Regions from separate parts of the Homo sapiens genome. Here region 1 is linked to region 2. A link is an interaction called in ENCODE POLR2A ChIA-PET data of the cell type or tissue named here. Cell type or tissue: GM12878. All regions are shown on one strand. Links, peaks and the distances in the headings refer to the core of each region. The heading gives the core; the rest is flanking DNA.

Evidence for each region. Peaks named below come from ENCODE experiments on the same cell type or tissue, not always from the same donor. Only the 100,000 strongest peaks of a DNase experiment are listed, where the experiment ranks them.
Region 1: POLR2A ChIA-PET joins it to region 2 with 5 read pairs; 2 of 35 experiments call an interaction of 5 or more read pairs at or near these places.

What each region holds. Positions count from the first base shown.
Region 1 is chr5:106,183,025-106,188,414 of GRCh38, forward strand. No RefSeq gene overlaps it. Among named protein-coding and RNA genes, the nearest start is that of LINC01950, 830 kb to the right of the region's middle. In GM12878, for the core only: no CTCF peak of the experiment used is centred there; a DNase peak (open chromatin) is centred at 2,937.
Region 2 is chr5:108,141,951-108,147,340 of GRCh38, forward strand. All of the region lies in intron 6 of FBXL17 (F-box and leucine rich repeat protein 17), which reads right to left. Among named protein-coding and RNA genes, the nearest start is that of FBXL17, 240 kb to the right of the region's middle. In GM12878, for the core only: no CTCF peak of the experiment used is centred there; no DNase peak of the experiment used is centred there.

The DNA.
Region 1 (5,390 bases), core at 333-5,332, 2.0 Mb before region 2:
TTTCAGTCTTTAAAATACCTGTGAATGAAAAACAGTTCCATGATAATAACATTTTATGGGCTAAGTACATTTTAGAGTTAGTATATAAAAATTTCTCATTTCACCTCATTTCCTGATAAAGTACGCTGAGTAATATATTAACATAATGGATTTGTAAAGTGTTTAACATTTTTTATTTAATATATATCTCATTATACACAAAATTTGACTGATTTTTATGACAGTAAAATTAGAAGTTCACAGTTATATATTGGGAAACATGATATTTCAAATATGTGTAATGTGTACTATACATATGTAACCTATTTGATATATTTTTCACAATTTCTTGTCAGAAGTTGTTGATGCTTTAATGTTATACACTTTCAGATAGAAGCAAGAAATCTTACTTGACTAGTATATTTAATGAATGTCCTTTGAGAACAAATATTGAGGCTTAAAACTCCACTGTTATTTTTAGATATGATTAAAACAGAATAAAAATGAAATAAGAGATTAGAATTTTTTCTTCAAGTTTTCTTCAAAATAAGTATTTTATTTCCTGAACAGCTTGTAGGTATTATTTTGCATTGATATTAAGGTATTTAAGTTGTAATAATGCCTTTCTCAAGACATTTAAAAAACTGACTTCTAAATTGTTTTTTGTGTGTGTGTGTGTGTGTATGTGTTGCACAAGAGTATTTACTATGCTGAGAATACAGATAATTTATGGAAAGTTTAGGTCTGTTAATACAGACTAGATTAAGAAAAATAGAGCTGTGATCAGTTTGGACTTCAAATTCCAAAAACTGAAATTTTCTGAAATATGTGGACGCTTATAAAAAGGAAAGATTTACTCTGTAGTAAATGTTCAATTTCATCATAAATACTTTAAAAGCATTTTGCTCTGTCTCATTTTTTTTTTGTGGAGTTTGCTTTATATTCAAAACAAGTACAAGATATTATCTCTGGCAAAATTAATGTAGTTATGATGATATGACTGTGAATTATTTTCCCATTCCAAATCTTATTCAGTTATTTGACTTCATAACCTATGAGAACCATTAGTTTTATTTTCCAAAACACTTTGTATCATAAAGGAGATGTGGATTATAGGTCTGTTAATAGATTTATAATATGCTATCCTAGTCATATGTTTTACAAGGAAACCTTGAAAAAGATGACCTTTCTCACAAAAAGACAAATATTGTGAATCATTAAAAATTTATGAACAGACCTTGTTTACTTTTCATTGTTATTTTCCTTAAATTACCAGAATATTAAATTAGCTTTAGTTACCTTGGTTTAATTTCTAAATATAGATTAATTTCTGTTCTTGAATATTTGCAAAAGCATCAAAATTTTATCTAAGATCACAACTTAATTCTAGTTACAATAAATATTCTGCAATCATTTAACATAGCTTTCCATCAAAACCGTGGCATGCTAAAAGGAATATTTGTAAAGCTATAAATTTCCTGTGTTAAGAGAAGGTACTTAAACACAGAAAAAGTTCAAAAATACCAGGAATATACAAAAAAAGTTATGATAGCCACATATATATTCATATGCACATGTAAATTTCAAAATTTTTCAAATGTCATGAAGTCTAGAATCTCCTTTTTATTGAATTAATTAACATCGTTTACAGTTTAAGGTAAAAAAAGTAACACTCAAGCATAAGAATTTTGGAAAAACTAATGAAAACTCAACGTGCTTCTGAGATGTTTGCATTTTTTGTTTAAAATATTTTAATCATGTTCTTTGCTAACATGGCTTGTCCTTGGATTTAAAGCTCTTATATAAAGTAAAAATAATGAAATGTACTCTCATATTTTGCTTTTGTTAGTATTATTCCAAATATTACATTGCTTTCTTGTTACTGTAATCAATGTTTCATGTTATTTTAGAAACCATATTTGAAAAGAATATATTATTTCCTTTTATCTATAGTGATTAGACATATATCTTGAAACGACTCATTTATTTGGTTAGACAAAAATCAACTATTGCCACCATATAATTCTATTAATACAGTCTAATACTGTTTTCAATTATTATTGGATCCATCAATCTTTTGTTAAAATTTAGTCAGTTCCTTGCATAAGGGATCTACTAGATTGCTCCTCAAGCAATCCACAGGATCAATCTACAGGAGTGATCTTCAGTATTGATCAAGCTCACCTAAGAGAAAGAAAACAGTCTGAATGACTAGCAAAGTATCCTCAAATGCTAAGCATATCTCAAGACTTTGATCACATCTGATCTAATGAAATAAGTCCTTTATGTAATTTAGAAACTGCAGTCACCACTTTTTTTTTTTTTGGCTTGGGGAAGTTACAGATTAGATAATGTTACTTTAATTTTGCAAATACTGATAGAATATTTACTATGTAAAATTTATTATAAATTGACCAAAAAGAGCCTACCAAAATATGAGAGATAATTTATTGTATAGTCCTTTTATTCCGTTTTCTCTATATAAGATCCTTTACGAATGACTGTCACCAGCCATTAATATCAAACACCTGGTGGGGTTCAGTGGCTCACATCTGTAATCCCAGCAATTTAGTAGGCTGAGACAGGTGGATTCCTTGAGCCCAGGAGTTTGAGACCAGCCTGATCAACATGGCAAAACCTCATCTCTATAAAAAACACAAAATTTAGCCAGGCACAGTGGCCTGCACCTGTGGTCTGAGCTACAGAGGCTGAGGTGGGAGGATCACTTGAGCCCAGGAGGTGGAGGTTGCAGTGAGTCAAAATCTCACCACTGCACCACATCCTGGGAAACAGAATGAGACTGTGTCTCAAACAAACAAACAAACAAACAAACACTTTCTGTTGTTATTTGAGTTATTGTTTTTAGGGGTCCATTTCCGGAGGCAATTTTTAGCATAAGCTGACCCAAATTGCATTCAAAAAATTTACCTCAGCAGACTAAGATAATTACTAAATTTCTCATCTGAAACGAGAACCAAAACTATGTCTCAAATGAAACCAGAGCTTTAGGAAAGACTGCAAATATTTTGAAATGTTAAATTGAAACCTCTCGTGCCATCATAACTTAACTGAAAAGTATTCTCATCAAATTTATGTATCACACATGGTTAACAGTTTTGAGTTTTGCTTCAAATAGGTCACCCGAAGAGATGGAAGAATTGTAAACTTGATATTTTAAATTTAACAGTGTATTCTCTTATGCATGAAACTACAGTAAATAAAATAGAGGAATTTGTAATATGCATCAATGGTGAGAAGTATAATGATAGTTTTAAATGTCAAATGTAAATTACTGAAAAGAAATTTCTTGCAGAGAAATTTACTGAGTGTCATTCGTTGAAGCAATGTAAAATATACAAATCTGATGGTAAATAGCAAAAGACTGAAATATTGCTGAAGATTTTGAGATGATTATATAATCTTGTTATTAAATGTTCTTTTTCTCTTACCGTTTTATAGCTGTCAGTTTTCTAAGAAAACTTTTTAACAATGAAATGTTTGTGTTTCAAGCTTCAATGGCAGTTAATATTCTTGTTGAAAATGAATATGGCAACTTTGCTAAATTCTAAGAAGAAATGCCTTCTTTTACAATCTATAAGATATTTGCAAGAAAGAAGATGAAGCTAAATTACTTCCACTCTGAAAATGTTTTTCATATTTGTGGCATACCAGGATACTTATATTGAGAGGATTAAGAATACATAATCACCCAGCATGTCTTGTGAGAAACAGAGTCTCATTTCTATTAGATAAAGCCACCTTTTCTTTCTTTTCTAGGGGAGAATATTTGCTTTCTAAGATTATCATGAGAAGAGGAAGATGAGCCTTCTTTTTTTTTTTTTTTTTTTTTTTTAGACAGAGTTTCATCTTTTGCCAGGCTGGAGTGCAGTGACTTGATCTCGGCTTACTGCAACCTCCGCCTCCCAGGTTCAAGTGATTCTCCTGCCTCAGCCTCCCGAATAGGTGGTACTACAGGTACGTGCCACCATGCCCAGCTAACTTTTTTGTTTTTTTGGTTTTTTTTGAGATGGAGTCTCACACTGTCACCCAGGCTGGTGTGCAATGGCCCAATCTCGGCTCACTGCAACCTGCGCCTCCTGGGTTCATGTGATTCTCCTGCTGCAGCCTCCCAAGTAGCTGGGATTACAGGCGAACACCAACACACCTGGCTAATTTTTTGTATTTTTAGTATAGATGGGGCTTCACTATGTTGGCCAGACTGGTCTCAAACCCCTGACCTCGTGATCTGCCCGCCTCGGCCTCCCAAAGTGCTGGGATTACAGGTGTGAGCCACTGCTCCTGACCACTTTTTTGTATTTTTAGTAGAGACGGGGTTTCACCATGTTGGCCAGGATAATCTCGATTTCCTGACCTTGTGATCCACCCACCTTAGTTTCCCAAAGTGCTGAAATTACAGGCATGAGCCACCGCACCCAGCCACTTTTTGGTATTTTTAGTAGAGACGGGGTTTCACCATGTTGACCAGGATGGTCTCGATCTCCTCACCTTGTGATCCTCTCGCTTCAGCCTCCCAAAGTGCTGGAATTACAGGCATGAGTCACCATACCCGGCCAAGCCTTCTATTCTTTCTTCATCCAACACAAGAACAACATTAATTTCAAATAAGTTTCTAATGTAATTTTTCTTGGCTTGCCTCTTGTATCACAGCCTACAGAAGCAGGAAATTACTTTGGTCTTACTGTTAATAAACACTGTTATTATTGTTATGTTAACCTATTATTTACTAACATTTCCACCTCAAGCAAATTAATGCAAGCTCACCACAGACAGATTTGTGATGGCTTCTATAATTTACTGTGATTGAATACCTTCCCAATATTTATGATTTACATAAACATTTGTTAGGGAGATTAACTACATAATTATTCTGTGTCAACTGGGAATTTATTATTGATATGTACATGTATTAGGAGGATTAGCTATATAATAATCCTTTTGAGAACAGGAATTTGAGACTAGCCTGGGCCACATAACAAGATCCTGTCTTTACAATTTTTTTTTTTTTAATTAGCCAACGTGATGGTGCACACCTATAGTCCTAACTATTGAGGAGGCTGATGTGGGAGGATCCCTTGAGTCCAGGAGTTCAAGGTTACAATGAGCTATGATCATGCCACTCTCCTCCAATCTGAGCAACAAAGTGAGACCTTTTCTCTAATCATAATTTAAAAAAATCCTTTATTAGCTATTAACTGGGTGATAATATTTTTGATACTATTCTTATTGAATTATATGGTGGCTTACAAACATGAATTGTGTCCTCATACCAGTTGTATGACCCCTGGACTGCAATTTAATAATTTTTATTATCAATTTCCTCATCTGTAATATAGAAATAAGTATATTACCTGCTCATGAGACTTAAATAGATCAATCTATGTAAATTATTT
Region 2 (5,390 bases), core at 203-5,202:
AGAGCTCAATACGTTTGACTCACTCTCTGTGTTTTAATTATTGGTTTAAAAATGTGTTTCTCCTACTAGAATGTCAGCTCCTTCAGAATGGAGGTTGTTACATTTATCTTTAAATCCCTGGCACTTAAAAGCATATGTTTTCACATACTAGCAGAATAAGAAGATAAGCATATATAAACAAAAAACACAAACACATTCTAACTCACTTTGATTGGCATTAATTTGTCTACACTTAAAATATTCTCTCTCTATTCCTATCATTTTGCACTGGTACTTCAGAAACTATAAGAGGCTCCACTCAAATTATAATTATTTTGAATTCAGTGTTTTGCTTCTTCTGTAATCTTTTTTGCAAATAGTAATTTTTTTCAAAGACTGTTTTGGTACTTTTTTCTCCATCTACTTTTAGCAAAAAGAGATTCTTAAAAGGTGTTTAATGAGCTAAATCTGTACAGACCCAAAATAATAGAGTAAATGGTAAATCAGTTGGACTTGAATTTCTAGATGCTCCTTACTATTTATTTTCTTAAATCAACTCAAAGCAGCAGTGCTCTGGCATTCACAAGAGCACCTCTGCCCAAAAATGTTGTTTATAAACAAATATCAATTTGCTAACTGATTTTTTCGCCTAGAGCCTACATAAATAATATTAATTAGTAATACTTATCATTGCATTTGAAAACCAATTGGGAATAAGGAAAACCGTAGGGGAAGAAATGTTGATGAGAAGTTAGACAGATTTCTTTTAAACTGTAAAAAAGTCCTTACACAAGGAGTCCCCAACATATTAGGAACCAGGCTACTCAGCAGGAGGTAAGCAGTGGGCAACCAAGTATTATGACCTGAGCTAAGCCTCCCGTCAGATCAGCAGCAGCAGCAGGGGCATAAGATTCTTACAGTGGACGGATAGCATTAGGATGAATACCTAATGTAGATGACGGGTTGATGGGTGCAGCAAACCACCATGGCATGTTTATACCTATGTAACAAACCTGCACGTTCTGCACATGTACCCCAGAACATAAAGTATAATAATAATAATAATAATAATAAAAGATTCTCACAGGAGCATGAACCCTGTTATGAACTGCTCAAGTGAGGGATCTAGGTTGCATGCCCCTTATAAGAACTTAACACCTGATGATCTAAGGTGAAACGGTTCCATTCTGAAACCAACCGCTCCCCGACCCCGAGTCCACGGAAGAACTGTCTTCCACAAAACCAGTCCCTGGTGCCAAAAAGGTTGGGGACCACTGCCTTACATGATGAATTTCAATGCTTAAAGGAGAAAATATAACATTACAGATCCCACCATGCAAAATTATTCAGATACTAAACACATTCTTCAATAAATGAACATAGACAATTAACAAGTTTTACCAGAAGAACAGCATTCTCACACACACACACACACACACACACACATATACAAATAACATGCTATTAATGTATTTATTCATCTGCTGTAGTATTTTATAAAGAACATGAAGTGTAACCCAAGGTATCTCTTCATGACCAGATTTTCTACAACAGATGTTTGGTCACAATGGAACACTCAGTCTTCTGATTCTACCTTGCTCTCTTCTCTCTTCTGCTTTACCAACATCTGCAGCTAAAATTCCCCCACCTTCTTTTATGCATATGAATATTTAAGTATATTTTGAAGCCCAGATAGCTCCAAGAAAGTCACATCCAATAAACCTTCCTTGAGCCCCTTAGCTGAGGTAAAGGTGCTTCTATATTCTTCATACTTGTGAACTTGCTTGTTTTCATGGGAAAAAAAAAAAAAAAAAAAAAAAAGGACCCAAGACTGCATTCTTAGACTGATACTCATCCTGTCTGTGGATGTGTCTGCAATTTGGCTCCATGTAAATTTGAGAAAAGACTCCATTTTGGCAAGGAAAACACAACTCACATTCTTTAATTTCTTAGTCTATGTCCCAGTAAGCTGGTAGAGATTTTGATTTAAAAAACAAAACAAAACTCAAAAAACTTAACCTAATGGAAAAAACTTATAACTGAAAAATTATAGAGAGCTATCATAGCATCTCCTTATCTGCAGCTTTTAAAAAATACAATAGCAACTCACATTTATATGATGATGGCAGAACAAAGGAAGGGTGATATCCCTGGAAACTTTGGTTCCATAATTCTTTGGTATTTCTAACACACTTAGACCAACTTAAAAAGAATCTTAACTTAAAAAGAGGTTTTCTATTTGAACCATTTCTCAAACCAAGGAGAAGACTGTTTCCTTCCAGGTCACATTCTAATGCTCTCAAGGAGTTAATACTCATGCTATTAGGGAAAGTGATTCTTAAAAGTTGCTGAAAAAACCAATTCTATATGAACCCAAAATGATATGATAAACGGTAAATTATTTGGGCCGAATTTAGGTATTCTCATGGACCAAAATAAATACACTGGAATTATTTCTAACATGAAAAAGCCCTCATTTAATCATGTGTCAACTGGAGAAAGCAATTTCCCACAGCTAAAAATATTTAAAAATCTGATATAAAAACAAAATTATATTAAAATGCCATAATACATGGATTTGGCTACTTGCCAAGGGTAGAAACCGACTTCTGCAGATTTTTCTTTCAAAGATATACCACGTGTTCCAACATTTGTAATCATTTGATAGTCAACTGCTGTAGGCAAAAAACTGTACCTAGTAATTCTCTACTGTCGATATTTTAAACTATTTCATAAACATTCCTCATACAGTATGTCTAATAGATTTTGCATACTTTTTCTTATCAGAAACTTCTTTAACACATATAATCTACTGAAATTCTCCAACTAAATTAAATCATAATAGGAATGAAACTGACAAAATCTTTTAGTTGGCCTATTTTACCTGGAGGAACCAGTAAAATAGAGCTCATGACTCTGAATCTCCATATAAATTGAAAATAAACACGTTTAATATTCAAGTAATTTAGTTAGACTTACAGACTGATAATTTTGCTAACTTTTCTATATTTAAAAATGCAAATGTGATAGAGAAGCATAATAACATTTTAAACACATTGTTTTAGGATTATGCATTTTCAATCAAAACCTGCTAGAACCAAGAAAAAATGGCATTAAGTAGAGAAAGCAGTTGCTTCACTATCAGTTTCACAAAAATTTTTAAGATAATAGTAAATTAGGATCAAATTTTCCATATACTTTGATATACTCTAGTTTATAACACTTGCCAATGATGGATTGAGGAATATAATTTAGATTAAAAAAGCATACATGAAGTTTACTGGTCAGATAATTTTCTACTTCTGTCATTACAAGTAAGGAAGTACTTGTAGGAAAAATACATCAGAAATAAAACAATGAACTTAATAAAAGTAAATGAGTAGAGATCACATGGTAACAAGCAGAACTGTATTCCCTGAACACAAGAGCATCACAGATTTCTTCTCTCTCAGAACTGCTAGAATCAGACAGAACTCTAAAGTTCATAAAATCCAACACCAGATAGGTAAAGACATCTTCCATTTTATCTCCCCACTAAACCAGCTTACTTAATAATTTCCCTCATTAAGCAATACTAACTAGCCAATTTCCTTCCTTCTCCCACTTACTTTCATTTACTAACGCAGAAATGTTAAGAAGTGTCTTACAATGTTTACTATGGGGAAGTCAGGGATATGAAACAGGTTACATTTTTAGTCCCAGTTCTACAAATAAAGAAAATGACTTATCAGATAGTGAGAATTATTCTAAACAACAGTGAGGTCAGTTTTGAAGAGTTATTTGAAATCAGAACTTTAAGTGGCTAGGTCAGTTCCCAAAGGACATTTTTAAAGGGCAGCAAAGGAACCATTTTTCTTACAAAATATAGCACTAAATTTTCGGTTGCCTAAACAATAATAATAATAATAATAATAATAATAATTCATTACAATGTAGAGATAATCAGTACCGACACTGAGAGAGAAATGCACAAGACGGCAGTGATCATAAGATATTAAGACTCATCAGGCCGGGTGCAGTGGCTCACGCCTTTAATCCCAGCACTTTGGGAGGCCGAGGCGGGCGGATCACGAGGTCAGGAGATCGAAACCATCCTGGCTAACACAGTGAAATCCTGTCTCTACTAAAAATCTCTACTAAAAATACAAAAAAATTAGCTGGGCGTGATAGCGGGCACCTGCAGTCCCAGCTACTCGGGAGGCTGATGCAGGAGAATGGCGTGAATCCGAGAGGCAGAGCTTGCAGTGAGCCGAGATGGCACCACTGCACTCCAGCCTGGGCGACATAGCAAGACTTCGTCTCAAAAAAAAAAAAAGACTCATCACCAAAACTGAACCAGGATCTTAGAATGTATATTAATTTTCACCACTTTGGTACAAAAAAAAAAAATGAAGCACAAATCCCCATATTCGAACGAGGATTAATTTGATTCATGGGCTCCATGGTAATTCTAGTGGTACTTTCTCTTTCACTATCACTATAGCAGGATATACTAACAGGGGTTTCACACTCCCAGCTCAGTTCTTGGAATGCCATATCCTCTTCCCCCAGTCAAAATGGCCACGAAAGTCTACCTCACAACCTCAGAGAAGTGATCCTGAGAAAATAAGAATCAAATCTTTCTTTGAGTTTTATAAACCCTACCCAGTCTTTTGAGTTATAACAAACAGGCTTTTAAGCATTAAGGACTAAAGCTATATAACTTATGCCATCACCCAAAGATCTAGAAGACTCCTGGAGAGTCAGTCATTTCTCACATGTCAAAAACTATCTAAACTATCTCCACACAGAGGAGGAGAGAAACATTCAGAGAAGCTGTATCCTGGGGGTGGGGACACTCAAATCACAGGCTAGGGACCCCCCAGACAGGTTTCAGCAAAAAGGGATCGTGAAACCTTATCTAGCACAGCCAGAAGAGCAGTGTCTTAGTCTGTTCCTGCTGTTATAGCAAAATACCTTAGACTGGGTAATTCAAAAGAAATAGAAACTTATTTCTCACAGTTCTGGAGGCTGAGAAGTCCAAGATCAAGGAACTAGCAGATTCAACATCTGATGAAGGTTCTCTCTCTGCTTCATAGAAGGTGCCTTGCTGTTGCATCCTCACATGGTGGAAGGGGACAGGGGCATTCACTTCAACTTCTTTTAAAAGGGCACTCTGCCCTCATCACTTTAATCACTTCCCAAAAGTCTCTACCTCTTAATACTATTACAGTGGTTATTCAACTTCAACTTGTGACTTTTGGCAGGACAACAACATTCAGAACATAGCAAGCAGCAAGAACTCAGAGTTTTCCCAACATCCAGCATAAACTCGAAGCAGAAAAAATAAAAGTTGAGGCAACAACGTCTTTCTCTGTCTCTCCTTTGCTATCTCCTCTCTCCCCACTCTTACAGTCAATGGAAACTACTGT